Linked DNA regions of Homo sapiens: region 2 is linked to region 1. Evidence: chromatin loops called from intact Hi-C (ENCODE). Cell type or tissue: endothelial cell of umbilical vein. All regions are shown on one strand.

Region 1 (8,000 bases):
GATTCCAATGACTTTGCTTTTATTATTATATTGTAATATCCCCTATAATGTCAGATAGTAGACAATAAGTAAGTCTGTTAACTCATTTAGAATGGTAAGATTTAATTTAGTGGAGTGGAACAATAATATTACAATTAGTGCAAAGATCAGAAGAGTCACATAAATCAAAAAGACATAAATCAAAGAACTAAAAGAAACCTTAAGGGTCTCAGAATTTATTTTTCCATATGATACAGAACTTTATCGTCTAAAAATCCAAATGAATTTGCCTCTAATTGTTTTATAAATATCATATGATTTGTAGATTTTATACAATCAAAAAGTTTAGGTGCTATGCATTTAGTGTTTAAATTAAAATTAACTTTGCTTTGACATATTTAAGAATATTAATAAACATTAGTTGGAAACTACTACTCCTAGTAAACATATTTGCCAATTTATATTTAGAGATGTTTTATTAACACAAAGGGATATGGTACTATGTTGTGCTATACTATTTATATATACTGATTTCTTAGAAGTCATAAAGCAACTCAATAGACGCTTTTGTTAATTACAGATAGGGCAGTGAAATAAACTGCTAAAAAACAAAAACAAAAAACTACCCATGATATGACCAATCCATTTTGAAACTATAACAATAAGAACTTTATCCATATGCAAAATGACAAAATGAGTAATTTAATTATGTTTTGGTGCCTTTATAAATTAAACGAATCACATCTAATTTCTGAAATTTCATTTTAATGAGCTTTTGAATAACTGAAGTGACAAACAGCTGTAAATAACAATATAAAATAAATGACAAAATAAAATGCTGAGATAATGTGGAATTATACTGATGAGTAAATTAATCACTTTGAAAAATATAGTAACATGTAGAAAAGTATAGGAGAAATCCTGTCAACTGTTACTTGAATCATTTTGGTGAATTTTTGGTTCATAAAGTTTTATAATTGTATCAATTTACTATCAGCAATTTTAAGCGAATCATGTGATCATAGTTTCATATTCTTCACAATCAATTTTACCCGAATCTCAAAGAGATGTTACTATTGAATATGTAAATTTAACTTTTGATTTAATTTCCTAGTAAATATTATAAATAGACTAGAATCCATATGTTCAATAATGTAATATATACTATAGTAGGTCCTTTACATTTCCATATAAATTTTGGAATCAGCTTGTCAATCTCTACCGAAAAATAAAAAAATAAAAAGCCTGCTGGGGTTTTGATTGGAATTGGGTTGACCCCAAATCAATAAGATCTCAGAAAAACAGTCAATATAAAATCAATTGTAATACTTCTGCATTTGAGCAACAAACAAATGTAATGTTTTAAAAATAACATACAAAATGTTTAGGAATAAATTTAATAAAATGTGTAGGAAATATCTACAATAAAACAATATAGAGAAATTACATGAGATCTAAATAACTGTAGAGATATACTCACGGATTGTGAGGACTCAATACTGTTAAGCTGTGATACAGCCCAATATAAAGTTAATTCAATCCCAATCAAAATCCCAGTAGGCTTTTATTCTTTTTCTTTTTTTACTTTAAGAAACCTACAAGCTGATTCATAAACTTATATGAAAATGCAAAGAACCTAGAACACTGAAAACAACCTTGAAAATGAAAAAAAAAATTTGGAGGACTTATATAATTTCAGGAGTTTCTATAAAACTACAATAATCAAGAATGTAATAGTGGTATAAAGATAGAAATATTACAATGCAACAAAATAAAGTCCAGAAATAGACCCCCAAAACATGATTTTTTGACAAAGGGATCAACATAATTCAATGAGGAATAAATACAGATGCTGCTCAACTTATGATGGAGTTATGTCCCAATAAACTCATTGTAAATAAAAAATACTGTAAATTGAAAATGAATTTAATACCATGATAAACCCACTATGAAGTCAAAAATGATAAGTCGAACCATTGTAAGTAAGTTGGAGACCATCTGTAATTTTTTCAACAAATGTTACTGGAATATTTGGATGTCCATATGGAAAAAAAAATGAACCTTAACCCCTACCTCACACAATACTCAAAAATTAATTCAAAATGGATCACAGACCTACACATAAAAGCTAAAACTATAAAACTTCTAGAAGAAAACAAGAAAATCCTAATGACCCTGGTTAAGCAAAGACTGCTTGCATAATAGGTACTAAGCATAAAGAAAAAATAAGTGGATTTCACCAACATTTAAATTTCTACCCTTCAAAAGACATCACTAAGAAAATGAGGCTTGGCACCACAGCTCATGCCTCTAATCCCAGTGCTTTGGGAGACACAAGCAGGAGGATCGCCTGAGGCCAGTAGTTTTAGATCAGCCTGGATAACATAGCAAGACCCTGTCTCTAAAAAAAATGTAAAAGAGGCCTGGCAAGATGGCTCACACATGTAATCCCAGCACTTTGGGAGGCAGAGGCAGGTGGATTGCCTGAGCTCAGGAGTTCGAGGCCAGCCTGGGCAACACGGCGAAACCCCGTCTCTACTAAAATACAAAAAAATTAGCCAGGCATGGCAGCATGCACCTGTAGTCCCAGCTACTCAGGAGGCTAAGGCAGGAGAATTGCTAGAACCCGGGAGGCGGAGGTTGCGGTGAGCCAAGATTGTGCCACTGCACTCCAGCCTGGGCGACACAGCGAGACTCTGTCTAAAAAAAAAAAAGTAAAAGAAAAATTAGCCAGGCATGGCAGCTTGAGCTTGTAGTCCCAGCTACTTGGGAGGCTGAGGTGGGAGGATCACCTAAGCCTGAAAGTTCAAGGGTACAGTGAGCTATGACTCTGCATAGGCAAGAGAGAAAGACCCTGTGAGGGAAGATGAGGGAAAGAAGGGAGAGACAGGAAGGAGGGGAGGGGAGGTGCATTAGTCTGTTTTCACACTGCTGACAAAGACACACTCGAGACTGGGAAGAAAAATAGGTTTAATGGACTCACAGTTCCTCATAGCTGGGGAGGCCTCAAAATCATGGCAGAAGGCAAAAGGCGCTTCTTACTTGGTGGCAGTAAGAGAGAATGAGAGGGGAGCAAAAGCAGAAGCCCCTTATAAAGCCATCAGATCTCGTGAGACTTATTCACTACCATGAGAACAGTATGGGGGAAACCACCCCCATGATTCAATTATCTCCCACCGGGTCCCTCCCACAACACATGGGAATTAGGGAAGTAAAATTCAAGATGAGATTTGGGTGGGGACACAGAGCCAAACCATATCAGGAGGAGAGAGGAGGGAACGGGAGGGGAGGTGAGGGCAGGGGAGAAAAATTCAGACTAGGTAAGTTTCTTCTAACCCACTAACATAAGAGGTGAGTGTTTAGAGTTCATAATGTCTTAGATTCTGTTTTTCCTTAGGTAATTCTATAGAATTTAGACTTCTACAAATTTGGTAACACTAAAATGTGCAAAATTTTTACAGTCACAACCTGGAGGATATCTTCCTAATACAGAAAAGATACAAAACTGGTAACCTCAGTAAAAGGTTTTCTGACACAGAATTACCACCAGATTCAAAAAACCCAACTCTTTGAAGAGGAAGAGAGTTTATCTGTCTGCATACTTATCCAAAGCCAGCCTATGTATACTACGATGAAGCTGTTTAAAATCAAGTTACCTAAGCAAAGCTTATTACAATCAGTCCTTATTTTACCTCATCTGCTCTTGCAAATAAATTACAACACAATTAGTAAGACATATGCAGAAACAAAGGGTTGTTACTATATAACTTTATCTTACTTAACATATGTAAGTTTCAGAAGACACATAAAAACAATTCTTATTTCATAAAGGTACTCCCAATCAGTTTTATGTACTAAAGTTCTCCATCATATCTGATTTTACTCTAGTGTACTACACAAAATATAAAATATGAATAACTGAATCAATGGACTCCACTGTTTCCCTAATATGTGTAGAAAGTATTTCTAACTGTCAATTTTAATAACAGTGTGTTGATAATTTAACCTAAGATTTTTTTAAATGCATATATACTCCAGCCTATAATTTCCTTAATAAAATAGTTTTTTATGATATCTGATCTCTCATTATATACTTTAAATAAACTTTGGATTGCCATTCATATTTGCATGCAAACAGCACCTACATACAATGAGATAATATTTATAGCATCTATGTAAAAATTCCTGAACCACTGGGAGCCTGATTCTCATAAATTAACTGAATAAAGTACACCAATAATTATGAAGCCATCTGGTAAATAGCAACATTGTAAATAAAATTTATTTATAAACACTAGAGGGTGCTCTAATTCAACAGTGCTTGATATCTGGCTGTGATATTTAAAGTAATTTTCTCCTTGATTAAAAACAACAATCTTCGGCAATGACAATTTTTGCTACTGTGCTAATACATACAAATAATTTAAGAGCCAAATTCCATTCTTCCAGAACATATAACAAAACAATTTGTCAACATAGGCAATATAAAAAAAACGCAAATTGTGACATCAAAAATTCAAAATGTCGGGGGAGAGGGAGTTAATGTGCACAGGTTTTGGTTTGTTTGTTTGCTTCTTTTCTCTTTTTTGGTGATTGAAGTTACGTTAGCATCAGTTTTTGTTTTTTGGTTTTTTTTTTTTGAGACAGAGTCTTGCTCTGTCGCCAAGCTGGAGTGCAGTGGCGCGATCTCGGCTTACTGCAGCCCCCGCCTCCTGGGTTCAAGCAATTATCCTGCCTCACCCTCTTAAGTAGCTGGGACTACAGGTGCGCACTGCCACGCTCAGCTAATTTTTTTGTATTTTTAGTAGAGATGGGGTTTCACCATGTTGGCCAGAATGGTGTTGATCTCCTGACCTAGTGATCTGCCCACCTTGGCCTCCCAAAGTGCTGGGATTACAGGCGTGAGCCACCACGCCCAGCCATATCAGTTTTAAATAACTTATTAGAACTATACGATTTTTAATGAACCTAATGGTAACCACAAAGCAAAAACCTATAATAGATACACTAAAAGCAAAAAGCAATGAATTAAAACATACTACCAGGGAAAATCATTTAATCGCAAAGGAAAATAGAAAAAAAGGAAGAGAGGAGTTACAAAATAACTAGAAAACAAATAACAAAATGGCTACAGTAAGCCCTTACCTACCAATAATAATACTGAATATAAATTGACTAAATTCTCCAATTAAAAGACATCATAATTAAAAGACATGACTAACTGGATTAAAAAACAAGACCCACCTATATGTTGCCTACAAGAAACTCACTTCACCTATAAAGATACAGACAAAAAATGAACAAATAGAAAAAGATATTTTATGTAAATGAAAACCAAAAAAGAGCATGAGTAGCAATGCTTATATCAGATAAAACAGACTTTAAGTCAAAAACCATAAAAAGAAACAAAGAAGGTCATCATATAATGATAAAGGAGTCAATTTAGCAAGAGAATATAATAATAGTAAATATGTATATACCCATTGCAGTATTACCCAAATATAAAGCAAATATGATTAGATCTAAAGGAAGAGGCAAACTGTAATACAATAATAGTATAGCACTTCAACACCCCACTTTCAACAACAGACAGATCATCCAAGCAGAAAATCTACAAAGAAGGATTGGAGTCTATACTCTAGACCAAATGGACCTAATAGACATTTATAGAACATTTCAGTCTGCTGCTGCAGATTATACATTTTCCTCATCAGCACATAAAACATTATCCAGGATAGACCATATGTTAGGTCACAAAACAAGTCTCAACAAATTCAAAAAAGCTGAAATCATTTCAAGTATCTTTTTCTGACTATAAAAAAAAAACCTAAAAGTCAATAACAAGAGGACCTTTGGAAAACTATACAAATACATGGAAATAACATTCTCCTGAATAACAAATGGGTCAATGGAGAAATTAAGAAGAAAATTTAAAAATGTCTTGAAACAAATGAAAATACAAACACAACATATCAGAATATGGGATACAGTAAAAGTAGTATTAAAAGGAAAGTTTATAGCAATAAACGCCTACATCAAAAAGAAAGATTTCAAATAAACAACTTAACTATGCAACTTAAAGAACTCAAAAATCAAGAGCAAAACAAATCCAAAATTAGTAGAAGAAAAGAAATAAGGATCAGACTGGGCGCAGTGGCTTACACTTGTAACCCCAGCACTTTGGGAGGCCAAGGTGGGAGGATCGTTTGAGCCCAGGAGTTCAAGACCAGCCTAGGCAACATACGGAGACCCCCATCTCTACAAAAAATAAAAAGAAATTAGCCTGGTGTGGTGGTGCATGTCTGTAGTCCCAGTTATGTGGGAGGCTGAGGCAAAAGGATCGCTTGAGCCCAGGAGTTCCAGACTAGCTTGAGCAACAGAGCAAGACTCAATCTCAAAAAAAAAAAAAAGAAAGAAAGAAAGAAAAAGAAATTGAGACTAAAAAGTATATAAAAGATCAACAAAGCAAACTGTTAGTTTTTTGAAAATATAAAATTGACAAACCTGTAGTTAGACTAAGAAAAAAGATTAAGAGCCCAAATAAATAAAATCAGGGATAAAAAAGAAAACATTTCAACTGATACCACAGAAATACAAAAGCTCCTTAGACAATATCGTGAACAAGTACATGCCGAAAAAACTGGAAAATCTAGAAGAAACATATAAAATCCTGGACACATACAACCTACCATCATTGAACCAGAAAGAAACAGAAAATCTAAACAGACCAATAATGAGTAACAAGATCAAAATAGTAGTAAAAAATCTCCCATCAAAGAAAAGCTCAGGACCTGATGGATTCACTACTGAATTCTGCCAAACATTTAAAGAACTAATACCAAGTCTACTCAAACTATTTCAAAAAACTGAAGGAGGGAATACTTCCAAATTCATCTATGAGGCTAGCATTACCCTGATAACAAAACCAGACAAGGCCACCACACACACACATAAAAAATCTAAAGGCCAATATCTCTGATGAACATAAATGCAGAAATCCTCCACAAAATACTAGCAAACTGAATTCCACAGCACATTAAAAAAAGACCATTCCATCATGATCAAGTGGGATTCATCCCAGATATGCAATAATGGTTCAATACATGCAAATCAATAAACATGATACATGATCAACAGAATCAAGGACAAAATCCATATGATAATTTCAACAGATGCTGAAAAAGCATTCAATAAAATTCAGCATCCCTTCATGATAAAAACTCTCAACAAACTGGATTAGAAGGAACATACATCAACATGATAAAGGCCATACATAACAAACCCACAGCTAATATCATACTTAATGCGGAACAACTGAAAGACTTTCCACTAAGATCTGGAACAAGATAAGAATGTTCACTCTCATCACTTCTATCCAACATAGTACTGGAATTCCAAGCCAGAGCAATTAGGCAAGAGAAAGAAATAAGGCGTGTCCAAATTGGAAAGGAAGAAGTCAAATTATCTTTGTGTGCAGACAACATGATCTTACACTTAAAAAAACCTAAAGAGTCCACCAAAACATTCTTAGAACTGATGAACAAATTCAGTAAAGTTTTAGGATATAACATCAACATACAGAAATCAGTAGCATTTTTATCCAACAGTTATCAATCTGAAAAAGGCATCAAGAAAGCAATCTCACTTGCAATACCTACCAAAGGAAAAAATAATCTAGGAATAAATTTTACCAAAGTGAAAGATCTCTACAGGAAAAACTACACAAACCTGATGAAATAAATTGAAGAAGACACAAAAAATGGAAAGACATCCCATGCTCATGGATTGCACGAAATAACATTGCTAAAATGTCCATACTACCAGAAGAAGTATATTTATTGATCTATACATATGCAATAATCTCTATCAAAATTCCAATGGCACTTTTCATATAAATAGAAAAATCAACCCTAAAATTTCTATGGAACCACAAAAGACCCAGAATAGCTAAAGCAACCCTGAGCAAGAAGAACAAAGCTGGACGCATCATACTATTTGATTTCAAATTATACTACATAGCT
Region 2 (8,000 bases), 170 kb after region 1:
TCTGTTTTTGAGCTTATCTGTGTTGATACATATAGACCTAGCTCATCCTTATAACGATTTCATGTTACACTCTATAAATACATTATATTTTATTAGTGAACTTTCATGTTGCTTTAAAATTTGTTTTATCATCAGTACTTACCTTTTTATTTTATTTATCTGATGGATTAGAAGTGTTTCTGTATCACTATTTTAATTTGCATTCTTCAAATTACTAGTGAACTGAAACATTTAGAAATGTGTTTTTTGGCCACTTGTATTTCATTTTTTGAGAATTTCTAAAACATAACCCTGCCCCCACTCTTTTCTTGTTAGATTGTTTGAGTTTTTAAAATCGATTTGGATGTTCTAGATACTAATCCTTTGCTACATATCTTATAATATTTTCTTTCATTTATATTTTTTCTCAGTCATGTTCGAGATATGTTTTGTCCTGCAGAAATTTTAAATTGGAATTGGTGTATTTTTCATTATTTTCCCTTTGGCTTTTGCATTTGGATCTTAAGAAAGTGTTCCCCATAATCTCATAAAAATCTTCTATAGTTTTCTAGTTATTTTTAGTTTTGTTTTAAAGGTCCAGGTATTTATTCTATGTGCACTAATTCTTTTGTATAGTGTGAGGTAGCAATATAACTTTATTGCATGTTTTGAATGGAAATGAAAAATGTATTCAGTGGTCCAAAGAACGTTTGTTGACTTGCGCATCTTTTCCTTCATTGAAATGACTTATTCCTGTATAGACACTGGTCTGTATATGGTTTCTCTATTCAGTTCTTTCTTCTGTTTATATATTTCTGCACCAATATCATGGTTCCAGTTGAAGAAATCTAAATTATATCCTGATATCCAAAGAACAATCCCACCCCTTCTGTTTTTTTGGTTTTTATTTTTTTTTCTTTTGAGACAGAGTCTTACTCAGTAGCCCAGGCTGGAGTGCAGTGATGCGATCTCGGCTCACTGCAAGCTCCGCCTTCCGGGTTCACGCCACTCTCCCGCCTCAGCCTCCCGAGTAGCTGGGACTACAGGCACTCGCAACCACGCCCGGCTAATTTTTTTTGTATTTTTAGTAGAGACGGGGTTTCACCGTGTTAGCCAGGATGGTCTCAATCTCCTGACCTGGTGATCCACCCGCCTCGGCCTCCCAAAGTGCTGGGATTACAGGCATGAGCCACCGCACCCGGCCCTATTCTTTTTTAAGTTAGGTATGCCTATACATTTATTCTTCTTTATAAATTTTAGTATCAGTTTGTCAGATTCTGCTGAGATTTTGATTTGAATTTCAATATAGATTATATTATGTATATAGATTAATTTTAAGAGAACTCACATATTCCCATCCATGAACATTGTCATGTCACTCTGTTTATTCAAGTCTAGCTTTATGTTCTTCATTAAATAAGGTTTTATAATTTTTCATATAAATATCTTGTATGGTTTTGTTAGTTTTGTTCCTAAATATAATCGTTTATAGGTTTGCTACTATTGTGAATGAGCTACTTTTTTCTAACCAATTCTTAACGCTCCATCTTTATAGAATTATTGTTTGTGTTTGTGGGTATGTCTGTTTGTCTCCCTAGACAGCCTTCTTTTCTGTTCTCTTTACGGCACAGCTGACTCATTCATGTTGTAAACTTCCTTCTTTTCTTCTTCCCTTCTTACCACTGCCACCTTCAGGACCCTCACACCTGCCTGCCAACTTAGAACATTCCTTTACTACACTGAGTTCTATTAAATGTATGTTGATTTGAAGTGGCAAATAAATATTTGTGTCATGGATATTCAGAAAAAGGAAAGATTCAAGTGGCTGCATAAAAAGTGATCTTGAGTTTAATTTCTGAGATTCTTATTTCTCAGCTCCTCATATAAATCAATAGAGTTAATTATAGCATCAGCGAAGTATAGTAGTTTGACTCTCATTCAATGTGTACTACTGGCTAATTTATGGACCCTCTTGAAGCCTCGGTGTTTGCCTTTCAAGAATGAGAATAATAATGTCTCACAAGATTATTGTGAAGATTAAATGATATAAAATATCTATAGTTCTAGTACAGTTTGTGGCTCATGGTAAACACTCAATAAAAGAAAGTCGTTATTGTCGTTAGACCATATTAAAGATAAACACTCCATAGATTTATAAGGAGAAGAGCCAACTCTTCCCTTTCTTTTGTCAGAGCTTTTTCCCCCTGATACTGAATCCATTACTCATTGTCAGAGGCTTTGAAGGCAGAAGAACCAGGTTCCTTCTAGGGACTGTTTTTCAAATTGGTTGATGAAACCCTTAGAGGCCACTTTGAGGTGTTAAAGGCTGCCCAGAACAGTTCTGATTTTGTTCTGTTCTGAGGTTCCATGTAAGACTTTGAAGAAGGTTTTCAACTGCTAAGAATGGCTGGAAACCACTCTAGTGATCTGTCAGCTGGAGTCCTGGGACATTCACACCACTGGGCAAGAAGCATTTAGAAGCCCACTAATGAGCACAACCCATTTCCCTCATCCCTTCCTCCCCTACAGCTCCTGAAGCAAAAAAGAAATAATAATTCGTTATTTTCGGCCAGAAGGGATGATAATCCAGAGTTCCAAAATAAGTCCATGGTAGCAGAAGTAATATTTAGGAAGTACGTGCCAAGTGCCAGGCACCTAGCTGTGGTTTAAATACATGATTACAATTCACGTCAATTCTATGAGGAAGTTGTTGACAATCCCGTCTCTAAATTAGCATTGGGTGGTCTCACTTCTTCTAGGTACATGGATATGGGTTGAGTTGTATAGTCGCTGTGCCCTTCACCATAATCTTCTATCAACTCTGCCTTCTAAGAATTGGTTCCTAAAGCAATCTAAGGCTGGACATGGTGGCTCATGCCTGTTATCCCAGCACTTTGGGAGGCCGAGGCAGGTGGATGACTTGAGGTCAGGAGTTCAAGACCAGGCTGGCCAATATGGCAAAACCCTGTCTCTACTAAAAATACAAAAATCAGCCAGGCGTGGTGGCACATGCCTGTAATCCCAACTACTTGAGAGGCTGAGGCAGGAGAATCACTTGAAGCCAGGAGGCGGAGGTTGCAGTGAGGCAAGATTGCATCACCACACTCCAGCCTGGGTGACAGAGCGAGTCTGTCTAAAAAAAAAAAAAAAAAACAAAAAGTCCCTTAAGCAATCTGGTTCATTCACATCACCACGGATGCAATCAGCACAGACAACCACAGAGCTGAGGTGTTCTTAAATATGCATCTTGGTTTTATATATTTAGTGTAACCCAAAGTCCCTCCATTACACGTACTGTCTTTTTTTCCATCCAGTTTTTCTTCCAGTTTTTCCCTCTGAGGGGTTGATCCCACAGTGCTGCCTTCTTCCCTGTCCTAATTAGGCTTGTATATTCACTTCCATGTGATTTTCATGTGAGGAGTGGTTTCGTGTCCCCAGCTGCCTTTTAAGAACCTATGCAGACCTTCCTTCATAATGATGCTGGCTAGTTCTCTTCCAAATGTGTACCAAAAAAATTATTTCTGTGACCCCAAATGTTGCAAAGATCCAGACTTCTTCTTTCTATTGTATTTATAGACACTGATTGATGTTAAACTGATCTGGTTTTTCCACCATTTCTGTATTTATTTTCTGTTTTTGGTACAAGCAAAGTATATTGTTTCTACAATAGTATTTATATTTGAATGTATACATTTTATTCCTGATTTTTATCATGTTATCACTTTACTCCCCAAGATTAGCTGTCATTATTCCACTTTACAGGTAAGGAAACCAAGGCTCAGATGATAACTTGCTTAAAGCCACCAGCAGGCAAGAACAGAGCTAGGCTTCCAATCTTGGAGGGCATACAGACTCTAGACCACTAGCTTTCTCTAACCTTGAGGTCACAAACAGGCAGCCCTGAGGCTGAATGTGGGCTGCAGACAATTTTTTAGGTGTGCACCAAATTTTAAAATTGGGAGGTTACCAATTCAAAAGCAGACTTTTGCTTTTCTTGAAAATTTTGGAGATTTGGCAGCTTTGAGTCTACATTCCTACATGTGTGTAGTGTCTGTTGTTAGGCAAGGTAGGTGCTCCCCAGTTCACAGCAGCTTCCCTCCCTCCCTAGCCCGGCCCTCTCTCTCCTTTCCATCACCAACCTGGTCCTTATAAGGCGATGGAGTCCATACTCTACAGCACACCCTGTCCTCCCCTGTCTCAGTTATGGCCCTCTGCTGGCAGAACTGGGTTTGTGGGTTTGCTTTCCGTACCCTGTGGTACCATGGCAGCTGCTGCCGTGATTCTTAGGATCCTGTTACTTCTTTTACTTCTTTTTCAGTACAGCCTACGCCCTCAGACAAAGATGCCTGTGCAGTCAGATCCTCTCCCTTACGCTGCTCCCTGCGGGGTATGTCCAGTCCGTCAAGATTCTCCCTAAAGACACAGCCTGTAAGAAAGCAGAAGTCTTTGCCTCTGCCTGCCACATATCTTCCTTGAGGCAATGAAGTACAGAGCTGGCTATTTGCTTGATGGACAAAGGGGAAGAGGGGGAGAAATAATAAAATAATTGTAGTCATAGTAATGACAATATTGAACATATATTGAGAATTTGCTATGTGCCATTGTTCTGAACCCATATATGTTAATATATTGATGTTAATCCTCAAAACAATCTTATGATATGAATTGAAGAGTCGTTCTAATTTTATATGTGAGGAGATGGAGGCTACGTTTTCAAGGAGGCTGGAGAATCTGCTCCAAGTCACATGTATCAAGAGGCAGAGGTGGTATTTGAACCAGGCTAAGCAGGTCCTGAGGCTTCAGTCTTAACTACCACCTACTTTTTTAGAAACATAGATTAATATGCCGGAATATTCTCTAGCTACAATTGTTGGGCTTTTATAACCTAAAATCAACTCATACTAAATGAATCAAACAAACGACAACCAAAAAAATAAAAAAAAAAAAGACCAGGAGAATGGACCAAGAAATACAGATGATATAAACACAATACATTTAAAGATATTATTTTTTGTACTTTTTAATGTAGCTTAATTTTTTAATTGATACACAATCATATATTTATGGAGTACAGAATGATGTTTCAATACATATAGTGTATGGTGATCAGATCAGGGTGATTAGCATATCCATCATCTCAAACATTTATCATTTCTTTATGTTGGGAACATTCAATATCCTCCATCCTCCTTTTAGCTATTTGAAACTATATATTTATTGTTAAGTATAGTCATCCTACAGTGGCATAGAACACTAGAACTTATTTATTCAATCTAGCTATAATTTTGTAAAGGTACTGTTTAATTCTAGCAGGAGAATAAAGTGAATGGGAGAGAGGCGAACACCTGTAAGGTCCATAGTATTCCAGATTATGAAATGACACAGATATCTCAGGAGAAGATGAGAGCTTTTCACATAATCATTCCAAGAAGTTTCATTTAACAACAGATATTTATTGAGATGCTATCATGTTCTAGGCTATTGTACTTTGTCCTGGAAACACAAAGATGAATGAATAATGTACCCTTACGGTAAAATACGTGTACATATAATCATGCATAATAGAGTATAAATACATACAATGATTAGCATATGGTCTCTCATTTTTTTAAACTTTAATTTCAAATAGACAACACATTTAGGTAGCTGAATATTTTAAGGATATAAAATTACATACACTGGAAACTCTCTCTTATTCTTGTCTCCAGGTACCTTCCCAGAAAGCAGACACCTTATCCTTCCAGAGATATTTTATACAAGGAAGGATGTGTATAGATTCTTGCTCTCACATTTTTGTTTTTTTCACTTAACACATTTGGATATTATTCGCCATACTTTTTTGGTCATGCATACTACCAGTAAGTTATTTGAGCCCTTAGTATACATTAGAAAGTGAATTATAAAACATAGAGAATATTTAAGAAGGAGAAATGAAGGTGAAATAACCAATAATTTTAGCAATTTATATTCTATTTTAGTATAAAAATGATTTTATCTCACTAACATTTTAAGCACAATGTGATTTAAAATGAAACTACTTTGAAGAAACTTGGTTAAAACTTTATGAAATAGGATTCAAAGATTTGATTAAAAACTTTATGAGACAGGATTCAAAGGTTTGATTAAAACTAAACTGATTGGATAGTGATACTTGATTTTATTTGTTGTTTTGTCACAAAAAATAAAATGTATCACAAAATATGTAGCTCCTATGTAGGCGACAGGTGACTGATACAGTGGGCGCCACAATGTCAGTCTTTATGCCAAAGACTGGTGAAGCTTAATTTATTCTGCTTGTTAAATTTAAAAAGTCAATTTGAACAGAAGATATAATATTTCTTTTTGCACCCCAATTTATCATCTCGAGCCATCCTCCTGGATGTGTGCACCCTACTTAAGGAATCCCGGGCTAGGGAATCAAACATGTCTGATACCAAACTCTCAGCAATCTTGTGGGGAATGACTGAAGGAATGGTTTCTTTAACACAAATTCAAACTCCTGTCGAAAGCAGCAGTTCATGGTGGTGCTTTTGTTTTCTAAGGTGTGAAGTATGCTGTTTATAAAAGTACTGATGCTTGGTGCTAGCAGACACAAAGCATTTTTACCACGATCATAGTGGAGTGGTCATGATGGGAAGGGACTTTAAAGCCCCCATGACCTCCTAAATGCCACTCTTACTCAGTTGCATTCCTTCTGGCTTCTTGAGTAAGACAGAAAGGACTCCAGGAATTGTGCTTAGGAAGGTTGTGGCCCTGGAGCAAACACAGCCCTTGTGAACTCCATTTGTCATGCATGCATTGTGGGATGAGAGAGTGAGGCCTGCTGAAGCATGTAGAATGACTATCTGTTCATTTTTTTTTTCTTTTTCTATTTGTGATTTCCTCTAGGATCTGTAATTTAGCCTCAGCATTGCCATTTAAGGAGTCTAAAATAGAGTAAGTTCTGAGTTTGAGTGAGTGAGAGTGGATATATGAAAAATTCTCAACTAGATAAATATGGTTTTTTAAAAAACGTTAGAGATAAAAGAAAATTAACCCTCAGAGGGCTATCATCCTACTTGCATAGTGAATTGATTTGACAAACTCATAATTTGATTTGCTGTGCCTAAGGGAGACAAATTTGATTTCCTCCTAAGGGAGAGTGATTTAATTTTAATTATGCAATATGTTTTCTAAGCATTAGCACTTTCATGAAAATATTAAAAGAAAATGTTGATGCTTTCTCCTGGAACTAATGACTTAGCTTGTTTATAATTATTTAATAATTAGGTTTTGAAATTGATAATATGTTAGTAGAAGATGATTATTCATTTATTTTTATTGCAATTTGCTGTGATGCTACAAAAGACCATTAAAGTTAAAAGGCTGATGAGATATTTATAATTGCCTTATGCCAAGTGGAGAGTCAATATCCAAACTTTGTGTAAAGATAAAATTAGAGTCATCTTTGATTTTGCCATGTATATCAAGGCATGGTTGCTGCATAACGAATCAACCCAAAAACTTACTGGCTTAAAACAACAATATTTATAATTTCACGTGCTTTATATGGGTCAGGAAATCAAGAACTGCTCAGCTGATTGGTTTCAACTCAGCATCGCTTTTGAGGTTGCATTTAAATGGTGATTGGGGTTGCAGTAATCTCAAAGTCTTCTCAATCTGTATACCTCATGCTTGGTTTGGGAAGACTCCAACTGTTGAGTGCTGGAACAGCTGAGGCTCCTCAGGCATCTCTTCTCATCTCTCTGCATGGAAGTCTCAGGGTAGCTGGACTCCATAGCAGCTCAGGGCTCTAAAGGCATTAACTTGAGAGAGCCAGAAGGAAGCCCTATCACCTTTTGTAACCTAGCTTCAGGAGTCATACAGTGTCGCTTCTATCACTTTCTATTTGTTAAGAATGAGCCACTGAGACTGGCCTATATTCAAGGGGAAGGGAATTAGAATCCACTTTTTTTTTAAATAGGAAGAGTGTAAAAAAACACTTGTTGACATGTTTTAAACCCCCACACCATAAAGCTCAA

Evidence for each region. Hi-C counts contacts between places; a loop is a spot of excess contacts. Peaks named below come from ENCODE experiments on the same cell type or tissue, not always from the same donor. Only the 100,000 strongest peaks of a DNase experiment are listed, where the experiment ranks them.
Region 2: it touches region 1 in a loop (9-fold over the local background); 12 of 110 quality-filtered maps call a loop at or near these places.

What each region holds. Positions count from the first base shown.
Region 1 is chr1:77,144,115-77,152,114 of GRCh38, forward strand. The region is part of intron 9 of PIGK (phosphatidylinositol glycan anchor biosynthesis class K); the gene reads right to left. Among named protein-coding and RNA genes, the nearest start is that of PIGK, 71 kb to the right of the region's middle. In endothelial cell of umbilical vein, no CTCF peak of the experiment used is centred here; a DNase peak (open chromatin) is centred at 4,367.
Region 2 is chr1:77,309,498-77,317,497 of GRCh38, forward strand. The region is part of intron 5 of AK5 (adenylate kinase 5); the gene reads left to right. Among named protein-coding and RNA genes, the nearest start is that of AK5, 31 kb to the left of the region's middle. RefSeq lists an enhancer at 2,453-2,954. In endothelial cell of umbilical vein, a CTCF peak has its summit at 4,188 (motif pointing left); no DNase peak of the experiment used is centred here.